2 separate regions of the Mus musculus genome follow, and region 1 is linked to region 2. The links are chromatin contacts, found by Hi-C or POLR2A ChIA-PET in ENCODE. All regions are on one chromosome and are shown on one strand. The core of a region is the stretch at or near the end of the contact, and the rest is flanking DNA. Distances in the headings are between cores, read along the strand shown. Region 1 has its middle 22 kb from the start of Gm33336. Region 2 holds the start of Nudt4 (nudix (nucleoside diphosphate linked moiety X)-type motif 4).

Evidence for each region. A loop is a pair of places that touch in the nucleus more often than their neighbours do. ChIA-PET counts read pairs that join two places held with the same protein, here RNA polymerase II (POLR2A).
Region 1: a map of left cerebral cortex shows a loop between it and region 2 (3-fold over the local background). The contact joins the enhancer-like site here to the promoter of Nudt4 in region 2. A Hi-C loop is called at or near these places in 11 of 37 maps with a recorded cell type or tissue (gastrocnemius, heart, left cerebral cortex and 1 more). POLR2A ChIA-PET finds 5 or more read pairs at or near these places in 5 of 5 experiments (Patski and embryonic stem cell).

What each region holds. Positions count from the first base shown.
Region 1 is chr10:95,606,941-95,612,888 of GRCm38, reverse strand. No RefSeq gene overlaps it. Among named protein-coding and RNA genes, the nearest start is that of Gm33336, 22 kb to the left of the region's middle. Within about 2 kb of position 1,533, at least 2 of the 3 ENCODE cell types and tissues checked have a DNase peak (open chromatin) inside an H3K27ac peak, as active enhancers do; they include heart and left cerebral cortex, where a contact is called at or near this core.
Region 2 is chr10:95,559,200-95,565,493 of GRCm38, reverse strand. It overlaps Nudt4 (nudix (nucleoside diphosphate linked moiety X)-type motif 4), which reads left to right and starts at 1,348. Exons shown (of 5, transcript NM_027722.5): 1 at 1,348-1,832. The coding sequence starts at 1,737. Mir3058 (microRNA 3058) reads left to right here and starts at 6,173; the gene lies at 6,173-6,263.

The sequences.
Region 1 (5,948 bases), core at 284-2,783, 47 kb before region 2:
TCGTGCCTTCTCATTTCCAGCTCTGAACCCAAATGTTCAGCTATCAGATGGTACCCGGGATGCTTTTGAATGTAAAGAAACAAGACTCTTAATATAGCTCCAAGGTCAGCTTAAGCAGGTGCCGTCTAAAAAAACGACATCTGGACATGGTGTAACTTGGGGCCTATAACTATGCCATATTCGCCAGGAGTGTTAAACTCTGTAAACCTGTTTCCCACAACTCCTGATGGGCTCTGTCAGCCTTGCCCAATACAGCCTTCATGAGGACAAATATGGAAGGAGTCTTCCATGGAAAGGCAAAGGCTGGGGAAACACAGCTTTGTACATAACTTTGTATAATGTTTCATTCCTTCATCCTCCTCAAAGAGAGAGGGCAGGAAAGTGCACTATATGACCCTCGAGGTTTGCAATTCTTTATATTCCTACATCCCTAGCATAATAGTAAATGAAATTCTTTTGTCTTTTCCCCCCAGTGCATGGGAAATCCTGAAGACAGCCCTAAAAGTCTAGCACTAGAAACAATGATTCACAAATGTTAGAGCAATATTAGATTCCAGAGGAAGACACAGGTCAACCAGGGCTACATAGTGAAAACATGACTCCAAGTAAGCAAACCAACCAACAAACACATAAAATGTGTGTGTATGGTTGACAGCTGAAATTTTCAATAGATTTTCATTGAATTGTTTTGTGTTGCTTTGTTTCGTTTGGGGGCAGCCCAAGCTTACCTCAATCCAAGATCCTCCTGTGTCTATGCCGTGAGTGCTGAGGTTACAAACGTGAACCAAAATCCCTAGGTTACCCAGTTCACTTTAAGGCAGGAAAATGAGGAGTTCAAAGTCATCCTTAGCTACAGAATGAATTTAAGGCTAGCCTGGGCTACAAGAGACCCTGTCTCAAACTGAACAAATAAAATAATGAGCACTAACTAAAGTTTTGTAAAAAATACATGCTTTTGAGCAGAAGAAATAGATGCTTTCAAGCAACATAGGACCTAGAGACCTCCATTCTGTGACCTCCTCAGAGCTGAACACACACATACACACACACATATAATTATCAAGCAAAGGGCCCAAAACCCAGATCATAGGCCAGCACATTCCAGCAGCGCATGGCTCTCTGGAATCTAAGACAGAACTTGACCTGAGGTCCCTCTAACTCATGAGCTATTGAGACATTTCTTCAAACTCTCGCCACAGCCAGCACCTCACATGGGCAAGAGCTTCCGACTTGCCAAGCAATTTCTGATTGGACTCGGTGACTTGTAAGGGAAAGTGCAGGAGGCATACGGCAGTCCAGAACTTTCTCTGCCCCTCCCTCTTTTTCTGTCCAGAGGTAGAACTGGGAGGCTGGAAGGCTATTCAGACCCTGTTAACAAGAGACAAAGAGAGCCCTGGCTGCCACGTTAGTCATTGCTCTGAGGTCCTCGCCTTCGACTTCCAAGACTGCTTTAGCCCCAAGTGACTTGTCTTTGATGCTATTTATGAACTGGAACGTGACCCTCCGGGGAGGCAGGCTGAGGGCATGCAGGGGACATGAATGGGGTATGAAAGCTGCGTTTCTACTTGGGGCTGGCATTTGGGTTCTCAGGAGCATGTATGGCAGAGGAGCGTGGCAGTGGCGGTTATTTAGGGCACAGCTCTCCAGAGAGGAAAATTCTTGCGACTGGAGTGAAAAATGATGTAAAGATATCCAGTTAGAAGAGCACTGGGCTTCTCTTCCTGGGAAAGAGCCACACCAGGCTTGCGAATGACTCCAGAACTCCAGTCATTCTGCTGTTTGAGCTCTTGCTGAATCATATACATTTTTTTTCTCTATCCCATTTTGTCTTTTTCTAGTATCGTGTGAAATTTACACAGATGCAGGGGTTCCACCGCCGCCGCCCCCCCCCCCCCCGTCCCCCGTCCCCGGTCAGAGGTCAGAAGGTCAGAGTACAACCTTCCTCTTTCCCGCTCTGTCCTTCCTCAGCTTGCTTTTTTAAGGCAGGCTTTCCCACTGTCCTGGGATTTGCCAGTGACACTAGACTGGCTGGCCGATGAGTCCCTGGCAACCATCTGTTCTCAGCCTCCTCGGGGCTGCTATCGAAAGCATGTGCCTGCTTTCTTCTTTAACATAGCTTCTGAGAATTAGATTCTATCTCTCATGCTTGTGCAGGAAGAATTTTACTGGTTGAGATATCTCCCCAATCCCCTACTGTCCTTTTTGCGACAAGGTCTCAAGCATCCCAGGCTGGCTTTGAAGTTACTCTGTAGCCAGAGATGTCTGCGAACTCCTGATCCTCCCACCCTACCATCTCTAGTTCAAAACCATGAGGACCTGAGTGCGACTCTCCAGTGCCCACGTCAGAAGCCAAGTGTGGTCGTGTGTGCTTTTAACTCTATTGCTGCAGGGGAAGTGGAGACAGGAGGACTGCTGGAGCTTGCTGGCAGCATACCTACCTAATCTCAGGTCCAGGGAGAGACCCTGTCTCAAAGAGAATAAAGCAGAAAGTATAAACAGGGCATGACTACTGTGCATCGGGTGATTCAAAAACTCCATCTGCAAACCATAATTACCTAGGAAAGGCCCTGTATCATCCCTCCCAAGTCAACTGACTCCCAAGTCTCTTCTCCTAACGCTAGAGCCAATGTTCTGGCCACATTTCATTCTTGCCCAAGAAGAGAGTCTCACCAACCACATGGCATTTAGATGCCTGCTAGCACTGCCTCATAAACAGAATTTTCAGTCTAACATTGAAATGAAAACAACTGTCCTATTGGGCAGAAACCTCTCGGGAGGGCCCATCCTCAGGAAGGGGGCAGAGGGAACTGACTTGTTGAAGTCTTCTCTGAGAGGAGGTAGCTGCTTTCCATTACTCTTCTCACAGAATTATCATAAATGCCCTTTGACTTTCTCCTCAGCAACCCCATTCTGCAGATGAGGACAATGAAGCCCAAAGAGGCTAGGCAAGGGTATACATGTGGTGCTAGAGACAGGACATGTGGCCCAGTAGGAACCAGCATTCTTCCCAAGTCGCAAAGTCACCCCTGTTGATTTGCCCCGGCTCTGACATCTTTGTTGCTGCTGCTACTGCTGCTCTTCTCTGCCAGAAATAAACCTGCTCCCCAAATGTCTCAGCCACTTCCAGAGGATTTGGGGGGGGGGGTGTTTTATTATAGGCATCTGGCAGAGCTGAGCCTCCCTAAGTTGGAGAGACCCTATAAAAACCCATATGCTATCATATGCTGTGGATCAGATGTTTGAGAAAGTCGCCAGTTCTGCAACTCTCTCTCTCTCTCTCTCTCTCTCTCTCTCTCTCTCTCTCTCTCTCTCTCTCTTCTGTTTTCTTCCCTGTCTCTCTCCTAGAATTTGAAACATGACTCTCTGAAATTCCAGGACTGTGTGACTTTATTTAGATGTGGTATCCATTGTCTTATACATCTGTTATTCTAGCATTCAGAAGACTGAGGCAGGAGGATTGCTACAAGTTGGAGGCCAGCATTGGTCTATATAGGGAGACCCTGTCTATGCATACATACATACATACATACATACATACATACATACATACATACATACACTCATACATATACATACATATGTATACATAAAAAAAAGAGGAAAAAGAGGGGCCTCTTGTAAATAATCAAGCTAAAATGACGTGATTATTGTTGGCCTAATCTAAGGGAATGGAACAAGGAAAAATCTGGATACAGAGACAAACACAGTGGGAAGACATAGAGACATTGCCATGCACAAGGCAAGGATTCCAGAGACTAGAGAGAATCTCTCTCCCAGTCCTTAAAAGAAATTTCTAAAGGCACCTCCTTCCCACTTCTTCCCAGAGGTGAGAGAGGATACATTCCCTCTGAAGCCACCCATTCAGCCACACCTTTTTCCAGGTCCCCTCATCAGCTCTCCCCTCTTCGTTGTGGGCTACTTTGCCTTCACAGCCTGCAGGCTTGCCTGAATGCTCAGCGACTTTGCATAGGCTTTGGTTCCCTTAAGGAAAAAGGACAGTCTTTCAGCCTCCCACCTCCCATAGCGAAGTGAGTCCCATTGTTCCCAAGGATCTAAGTTCCCAACTATTCTGACCTTGGTCCAGATGACCAGGAAGAGGGAACCCAGGACCAGGGGAAGGGAGACGGGGCAGCATCAGAAGACCCGTGTAGCTTCTTGTCAAGCTTTAACCTGTTTTCATCTGCTAAGCAGAATTGCACTGCATGGCATGCTATCTAGAAGGCTCCGTTTTCACAGAGACGGTTTAATGCTGTCCCTCACTGACCCTTCTGCATCCTCCATCACTGTCACACGGTCAGGATCCAACAAAGCCTCGCTGGGAGAATCAGAAAATTAATCTAAAACTTGAAAACATTCATCAAGCTTTTATCAGAAATTCTCCTGTGTCATCTTGACCGAATCTCTCAGACATTCTAACTACAGGCCGGAGTAAGGCATAAATCACTGTTGTCGCCAAGAAACATCATATCGATTTCAGTATTTAATCATTTCTCATTGGAGAGATGCCTGAAGGGGAAGAGTTTTAATGCATCCTTGTGATGCACCATAGATTTCCACGCGTATTTCTTTTAACGAGGATGGCACACAATTCTAGTTTACTTGACAACGCAAGATTGCTTTGTTTTATTTTAGTATGTTACCCTGGTGGTCCTGGAACTCATTGTGTATCCAGGCTAACCTCTGCCTCCTGAGTGCTGGGATTAAATGCAGGTGCCACACTGTTCCAGGCTTGACCATTTTATTTTTGAGGTGGGGCATCTTGCTCAAGCTGGCCTCGAACTCGAGATCTTCCTGCCTTAGCCTCAGAGTGCTAGAATTACAGGTGTGCATAACCTCCACTGATGTCAGCCAGGCACATGAATCCAATACCTACGGCATGTCAAGTAGTTTTCTAGCAATGTTGAGTACATGACAGTCTCCATTCTTCTACCAATTATTATAGTCAAATGAGGTGAGACAACAACCAAATATACACAAAATTCAGCTTCAGGTCAAGGTAAGTATTACTGGGGAAAATAATATCCATCTTTTCCTTATGCAGAGATGTTCACAGACACGACTGCAGAGCCCATGTCTGTCTCAATGCTGGCTTATTGTGGGTGTTTAATAAAGAGTATTGAACACATGGATGGATGTGTGCCGGCTTGTTTTATGTCAGCTTGATACAAGCTGAAATCATCTGAAAAAGGTGTCTTGGTTAGGATTTCTATTGCTTTGTTTAAAACACCATGACCAAAATACAAGTTGGGGAGGAAAGGGTTTATTTGGCTTAAACTTCAGATTATAGTCCATTATTGAAGGAAGTCAGGACAGGAACTCAAGCAGGGCTGGACCGTGGAGGCAGAAGTTGATGCACAGGCTATGAAGGCGTGCTGCTTACTGGCTTGCTTCAAATGGCTTGCTCAGCTTGCTTTCGTATAGCTTCTAGAACCAGCAGCCCAGGAAGGGTACCATTCACCATGAGCTAAACCTTCCCCCATTGATCACTAATTGAAAAAAATACCTTATAGCCAGATCTCATGGGTGTATTTCCTTAACTCAGGCTCTTTCCTCTCTGATGTCTCTAGTTTATGTCAAATCAACACAGAAAGCCAGCCAGTACAGAAGGGAACCCCAATTAAGAAAATGTATCTATATGATCAGCCAGGAGACAAACCTGAAGGACATTTCTTAATTAGTGATTGATGGTGATGGCAGAAGACCCAGTCCATTGTGAGTGGCACCATCCCTGGGCTGGTGGTCCTAGGTTCTATAAGAAAGCAGGCTGAGCAAGCCATGGAGAACAAACCAGTAAGCAGCACGCCTCCATGGCCTCTGCATCAGCTCCAGCCTCCAGGTTCCTGCCCTGTGTAAGTTCCTGTCCTGGCTTCTGTCAGTGATGAACAGTTGATATAGAATAAGCGTAAGCCAAATAAACCTTTTCCTTCTCAAAGTGTGTTTTGGTTGTG
Region 2 (6,294 bases), core at 99-2,598:
GTTCTTAGGTTCTTATTCGACTGGAGGGGCAGGGTCTGACCGGTTTTGTAAGATGCCAGAGCCTGGCACACCGGAGGCCTTCCAGGAATGAAAAACAAAACGGATGTGGCTGTCTAAACAGTTCTGTGGGAAGTGAAGCTCCTGTAGGTTAGGAGTTCGGGTTTTGAAATAGGGTCTCATGTAGACCAGTCTAGTCTCACCAGTTCTAAATGGCAGGGAATGGCCTTGAATTCCGAATCCTTCTGTTTTGGGCTCTCAAGTGCTGGGATCACATACCTGGGATTCCACACCTGATTTGGATTAGGGGTTTTCTTGAATTCCAGTGATGTCAGGTCTCCTACTTTTTTTCTTTTTCTTTCTTTTCTTTCTTTCTTTCTTTCTTTCTTTCTTTCTTTCTTTTTTTTTTTTTTTTTTTTGGTTTATGGTTTTAGGTTTTCGAGACAGAGTTTCCTCTGTATAGCCCTGGCTGTCCTGGAACTCACTCTGTAGACCAGGTTGGCCTTGAACTCAGAAATCTGCCTGCCTCTGGCTCCCAAGTGCTGGGATTAAAGGCGTGCACCACCACTGCCCACCGGTCTCCTACTTTCTATCTTGGCTCTTCAATAGCACTGAAATATTGGGAGTTGTTCCAAGTGCCTAAAACTGTAAGCTTCCAGACAACAAACATCCCACTGATTTACTGCTATGGCCTTACTTAGAATGAGATACACACAGAATAACAGCCATAACCAGTGTTCATGAATGCACTCTGGAGGGTCAGCGGAGGTGGGGATGCCACAACACAGACAACTGGCTATAGTCCACTTCAAAGCCTCAGCTGACTCTTCAAGAGCACATAAAAGCACTCTCATCGAAACAGAGGAAGTGGGGAGAGGGAGAAGGAAGGGGAGAGGAGAGAGAGAACTCAATGAATTTAACCTTCCTAGCCTTCACAAGCAATGCTAACCGCGATGCTTCAGTAGTCCTGCCATGGCTCCGGGGACCTTGGCTCCAGGACCCAGTACTGGGGTCCGTCCCTAAAGGGAACTCTATCGGACCTCTAAAACGGAGAACGAGGAGGTCTCTGCTCGCTTCCCTTCCCTGGCCTTGTACAAAGCGCACCCCCCCCCCCAAAAAAAAAAGGCCTCTGGAGCACTCGCCCGCGGGCAGGGCAGAGCTGGCGGAGCCCTAGACTTAGGCCTCGAGCCCCGCCCCCCGGCTGGTCGAAGCCGCGCCCCCAGCTCCCCACCCTACCCCCGCCCGGCAACGGTCCTGGCGCGCAGGCGCACTGGCGCGCCCAAAGGAGGGAGCGCGCCGGCGCGCGCGCGCGGGAGCCCCGCTTAAATGCGGGCGAAGGGGGCGGCGCGCATCCTCGGCGTCTCTGCCCGGTCTGCACCGTCGCTTCCAACTGTCTCCGCGTGGCACGAGCCACGAGCCGCGCTCTTCCCCCGGCGGCGGCGGCGGCGGCGGGTGCAAGCAAGGAGTGGCTGCGAGCGGCGGCGGGCTCCATGGAGAGCGGCGGGCGCCGGAGCAGAGGCGGCGCTTCCACCGCTGCGCCCGGACTGCAGTGACCCGCGTTCCGCCCCGCGTCCCGGCGGCCGCCCGGCCTCGCCGTCCGTGTCCGTGCCGCCGCCGCCGCCCGTCCCACCGGCGCCCGAGCATCGCGACTTCCTTCGGCCCGACTCCCCGGCGGGGTGGCGGCGGCCGGGTCCCCACGGTGGCGGCCGGAGCAGCGGCTGCAGGAGCCCGGCTCTAGGATGAAGTTCAAGCCCAACCAGACGCGGACGTACGACCGCGAGGGCTTCAAGAAGAGGGCGGCCTGCCTGTGCTTCCGCAGCGAGCAGGAGGACGAGGTAAGCGCGGGGACAAAGGCTGGCGACCGGGCTTCATCCCGCACCCCCCTGCACCGCCCGGGCCTGCGGGTCACCGGCAACCCCCACGCCCGGAGCTGGAGATCGGCCTCCGGGGTTCGCCAGCCTGCCTTTTAGACCTCCCATTAGGTCGCAAGCTGTTGGCTTCATTACGTAGATACCTCCTTTTGCAAAGCGGACTCCGCTTTTAAAGTTTTTCTGACGACCGAAAGATGGCCAGCGAGAGATGTGGAATGACGCCAGAAGGGACAAGATAGGCCAGGAACGGGGCGAAGTTGCCCTTTTCAGCCCGGCCATCTCTCGCTCTTCTGGTTTCTCAAGGCTGTTCTGCGGTGTGACTTGACATCTGGGAAGGAGCGGCGTGTGATTTTACCCGACCCTTCGCCCTGCTTTGGACGGATAGGGACCTTTGGAGTAATCTCTGGGAGAGCCTATTTTATTTCACTTCAGTTCTATTCGGTTTTAAAATGATTCCGTTTTCATCCTGCTCTGGATAGTTCAGTCACTTGGTAGCTGGGGGAAATCTTGTAGCGCTGCCACGCCTAAAATGAACTGATAGAGGAAAAAAAGTTAGCGTTCTGAGTTCTGCTTCTGTAGCCGCGTCCAGGGAAGCACCAAGCATAAAACTGGAGATGGGATCTAATGGCTTCCTTATTGCTAGCCCCTGAAGTTATGATAAGTATGACAGCGTACACTCAGTGGTGGTTAACAGATAGCCGCGTGCTTGAAAGTTAGGATCTTTAAACCGCTTTTGCTTTTTATTTATTTATTTTAAAGGTTGATTTGAAAGCTTCTAAGTGTTAAACCCAAATCCCGAAGGAACTTCTAGAGAAAGGTCTTTGAGCTGAGTCTACTTAGAAGAGAACGGAATATAGGACCTTTTAAAAGTGCACAAAGGACAAAAAAGGCCAACAAGCCTTAAATGCAGTCTATCATGGGGTGGGGGGAGTCTTTGAAGGAGGTGCCGTGCTAGGGCAAGGCAAACTAAGTATAAAAACATGTAATAGCGAATAGTGACCCAGGATCCAGTCTGACCTGTTCACTGCTCTATCGGATTTTTAGCTGAGCGTTTACAATGAGTTAGGTGCAACCCGGGAGTGTTACATTTAATCCTTTTAGCACTTGGAGGTAGTACTGGTCCGCCCTGTTTTATAGGTGAGAAGACGGCTTTGAGCAGAAATTCTTTGTCCAGATGACAGAATTAGGTAGCAATCATAGTTAGGGATGTAGTTCCTACCCCAGAAAGCTGGCCTCTTGGTAAAGGGCCTCTGCTCAGCAGTCGGGTGCTCCGTGTTTTGTGAGGCTAAACTTGAAAGCCTTTTAAGTTACCTTTGAGATTGTGCCATAATACACAGTTGGAAATTCAGGGCCCATTTTGTGTGTATGTGGGGGGGGGTGTCTGGGGGTGTGGGGGGTTGTTTGGGGGTGGGATGTATCTGTGTGTGTCCCTAGGGGAAGCTATGAGGATAGGAGAAATCAAAATTATCTAAATTGTGTGTCTGGCAAGGCAGTCTTGACAAGAGCTCCATAAATGACTTTAAGCAGGTAGGTGGATTGGTGTGTGTGTGTGTGTGTGTGTGCTTGGAAATTGTTTCTGCTGGAAGCGTTGCTAAAGGAGATAGCACCATGGTCGAGAGCTTGCCTCGAACACAGGAGCCTGGGTTCAATCCTGGGCTCCTCTCTCTCTCTCTCCAGGAAGTTGCTGTAAAATCATTGCTACAGCCTGTTTTCAAAATGAGACCAGTATTTTTAAATACAGTGAGATGAGCAAGGCTTGGGGAGTATTAGAGAAACCCATTATGTAAAGCGCTGGCTCTTGGAGCCTGTAGGCTGGGGGACCCCGGTGAATCAACTTGTTAGGGGATATGCTCTGAGGGAAGACGCTGGAATTCTCCCGAGCACACAGCCAACTTTCAGCATCTGGTTTGGCTCTTTGGAAATTTTACTTCTGTGGTTGTGTACAGTTGAGGCTCTTTCTATTATGTGATAATTACGGAATAGACTCTTAGCAGCACAGTAAGATGTCTGGGAAAGCTACAGGTGGGCTTTCCCTGTTGAAATGATACCACGAGCCATCCAAGGATAGACCAAAGCTGCTTGTCCCACCCTTCCAGCTAATGGGTAAAAACTGCTTATTTATTGGGTTAAGGAGTTGTAGGTCCTGGTTAGAACATTTAAATGTATGTTTTTAAAGATGAGGGTAACTTCAAAAAAAAAAAGTTAATTACCATCTGATCCTAAAAGGCTACGGAGAGCCCCCATTGGCTGGCTCACCTGAGTGCCGGGATTATAGGCGAGAGCCTTGATGCCCACTGAGAACAGGTTTTTCTTTTTTTTTTTTTTTTTTTTTTTTTTTTTTAAGATTTATTTATTTATTATATGTAAGTACACTGTAGCTGTCTTCAGACACTCCAGAAGAGGGAGTCAGATCTTGTTACAGATGGTTGTGAGCCACCATGTGGTTGCTGGGATTTGAACTCTGGACCTTCGGAAGAACAGTCGGGTGCTCTTACCCACTGAGCCATCTCACCAGCCCGAACAGGTTTTTCTTATAGTAGTGGTTCATACTGGTGCACGCCATAACTACCAGCATGTGGGAGGCAAAGGGGGTCTGATCTCTGAGTTCAAGGCCAGCCTGGTCTACAGAGTGACAGGGCATATAAATTAGGGCACAGAAGTAACATATCTCAAGGTCACAGAACAAGCAGGACTTGACTCCCCGTGTTTTTAAGTCTTCAGTGTATCTGAGCAGCCTCTCTGGCTAGTTTTTCCTGTGGAGGCCTGTCAGCTTCAGTGTGGCTTTGAGCCTTCAGACCAGCCCACAGGTATATGTCCATAAATGACTTTAAGCAGGTAGGTGGATTGGTGTGTGTGTGTGTGTGTGTGCTTGGAAATTGTTTCTGCTGGAAGCGTTGCTAAAGGAGATAGCACCATGGTCGAGAGCTTGCCTCGAACACAGGAGCCTGGGTTCAATCCTGGGCTCCTCTCTCCATAGGCAAAGAAAAGACGGTGACGTGGTGAGTTGGTAGCCAGAAATGGCTCTCGTTGAATATATTTGCATATGTATTTGAATAGTGGATGTAAAGATAGTTTGAGCTGGCAAGGAACATACACTGTCGTATGGAAGATTAGATGAAACAGGGGGAAATAACAACGGAGGCCTGGAGTGCTTTCTTCTCTGTGTGCTTTGGTTTAGGAGCCCAGTGTGTGTCACTTGGAACTTCAGTAAATGGGAAAGGAGGGACCTAGCACCCCAAATAGAAGAGGAGGATGGCTCGGGGCTGTGGTCTGCAAGAGCAGCTTGGGTTGGCAGAGAAAGGGGAATGATTTTTTTTTAAACGTGAGAACCTTGGGTAGAGAATAGCTCAGTGGTGGAATGCTTGCTTGCCTACCACACACAAAGCCTCCAGGGAAAACAGCACCTCAGAGGTCACACACCAGGCAAGACAGGAAGGACATTTCAATTTTAGACTTTTGAGGGATTTGAGAGCAAAGTGGGACATAGAATCAAGCAACTCCATCCTGGGTTGCATCCAGGTGCATGAGCAAATCAGTCTGAGAGCGAGCCAGGCAGTGGTGGCGTGCGCGCCTTCAATCCCAGCACTTAAGAGGCAGAGGCAGGCAGATCTCTGAGTTCGAGGCCAGCCAGGGCTACACAGAGAAACCATGTCTCGAAAAATCTGAGAGGGACACCAGTTCTGTCTTGGATCTGGATCGGTGGTTCAAATGAAGCATCTAGCCTCCCTCTGGGCTAGCCTGCTGTAGAGCTTGATAGCTTAGGAAAGTCCAAATCCAGCAAAAGTAAGGCATGGTGAAAATGAAGGCTCCTTAAAAGGCAAAACTAAAACCAGAGCCGGGAAGAGTATCGGCCCCAGTCAGGAATCCTAATGCAATTAAAAAAAAAAAAAACCAACCAACCAAACAAACAAATAAACCCTGCCGGCCTTTACAGGGGGTGGGGATCAGTTGTCATTTAACCTCTGGCAGTCTCCCGGTTCATAGGTATTGGCCTGTTTGACCAAGAGATTTAAGTCACTGAACAGATAAGGCATTCAAATGGAGACCACTTACAATAACCACATGGGTTTTCTTTCCTGTGTCAGAGCTTGTGTGTGCTAGGCAAGCAGGCACTCTACCGCTGAGCTGCGCCCCCAGCTCGAGGCACACCTTTTAGGAACATTGTGAGGTACACCCATCTGTGACTGTGGCTCCCCCAGACCTGAAGGAGAACCTCTCAGACCACTGAAGCAGCTTCTTCTAGGAAGAGCATGTGTCTAGCTACCATTTGTATGATTTGTCAGAGGGTGATTTCGGGATAATTCTCCAGCGTTGGAGTCAGCCACGGCTTACCTGGAAGATTGAATGTCTACTTGGCTTTCTTCCTGTCAGCCGTGGGTGCCTCTTGCTACTGGAAGAGCTCTGTGATGGTTCTGATTCGTTGCTT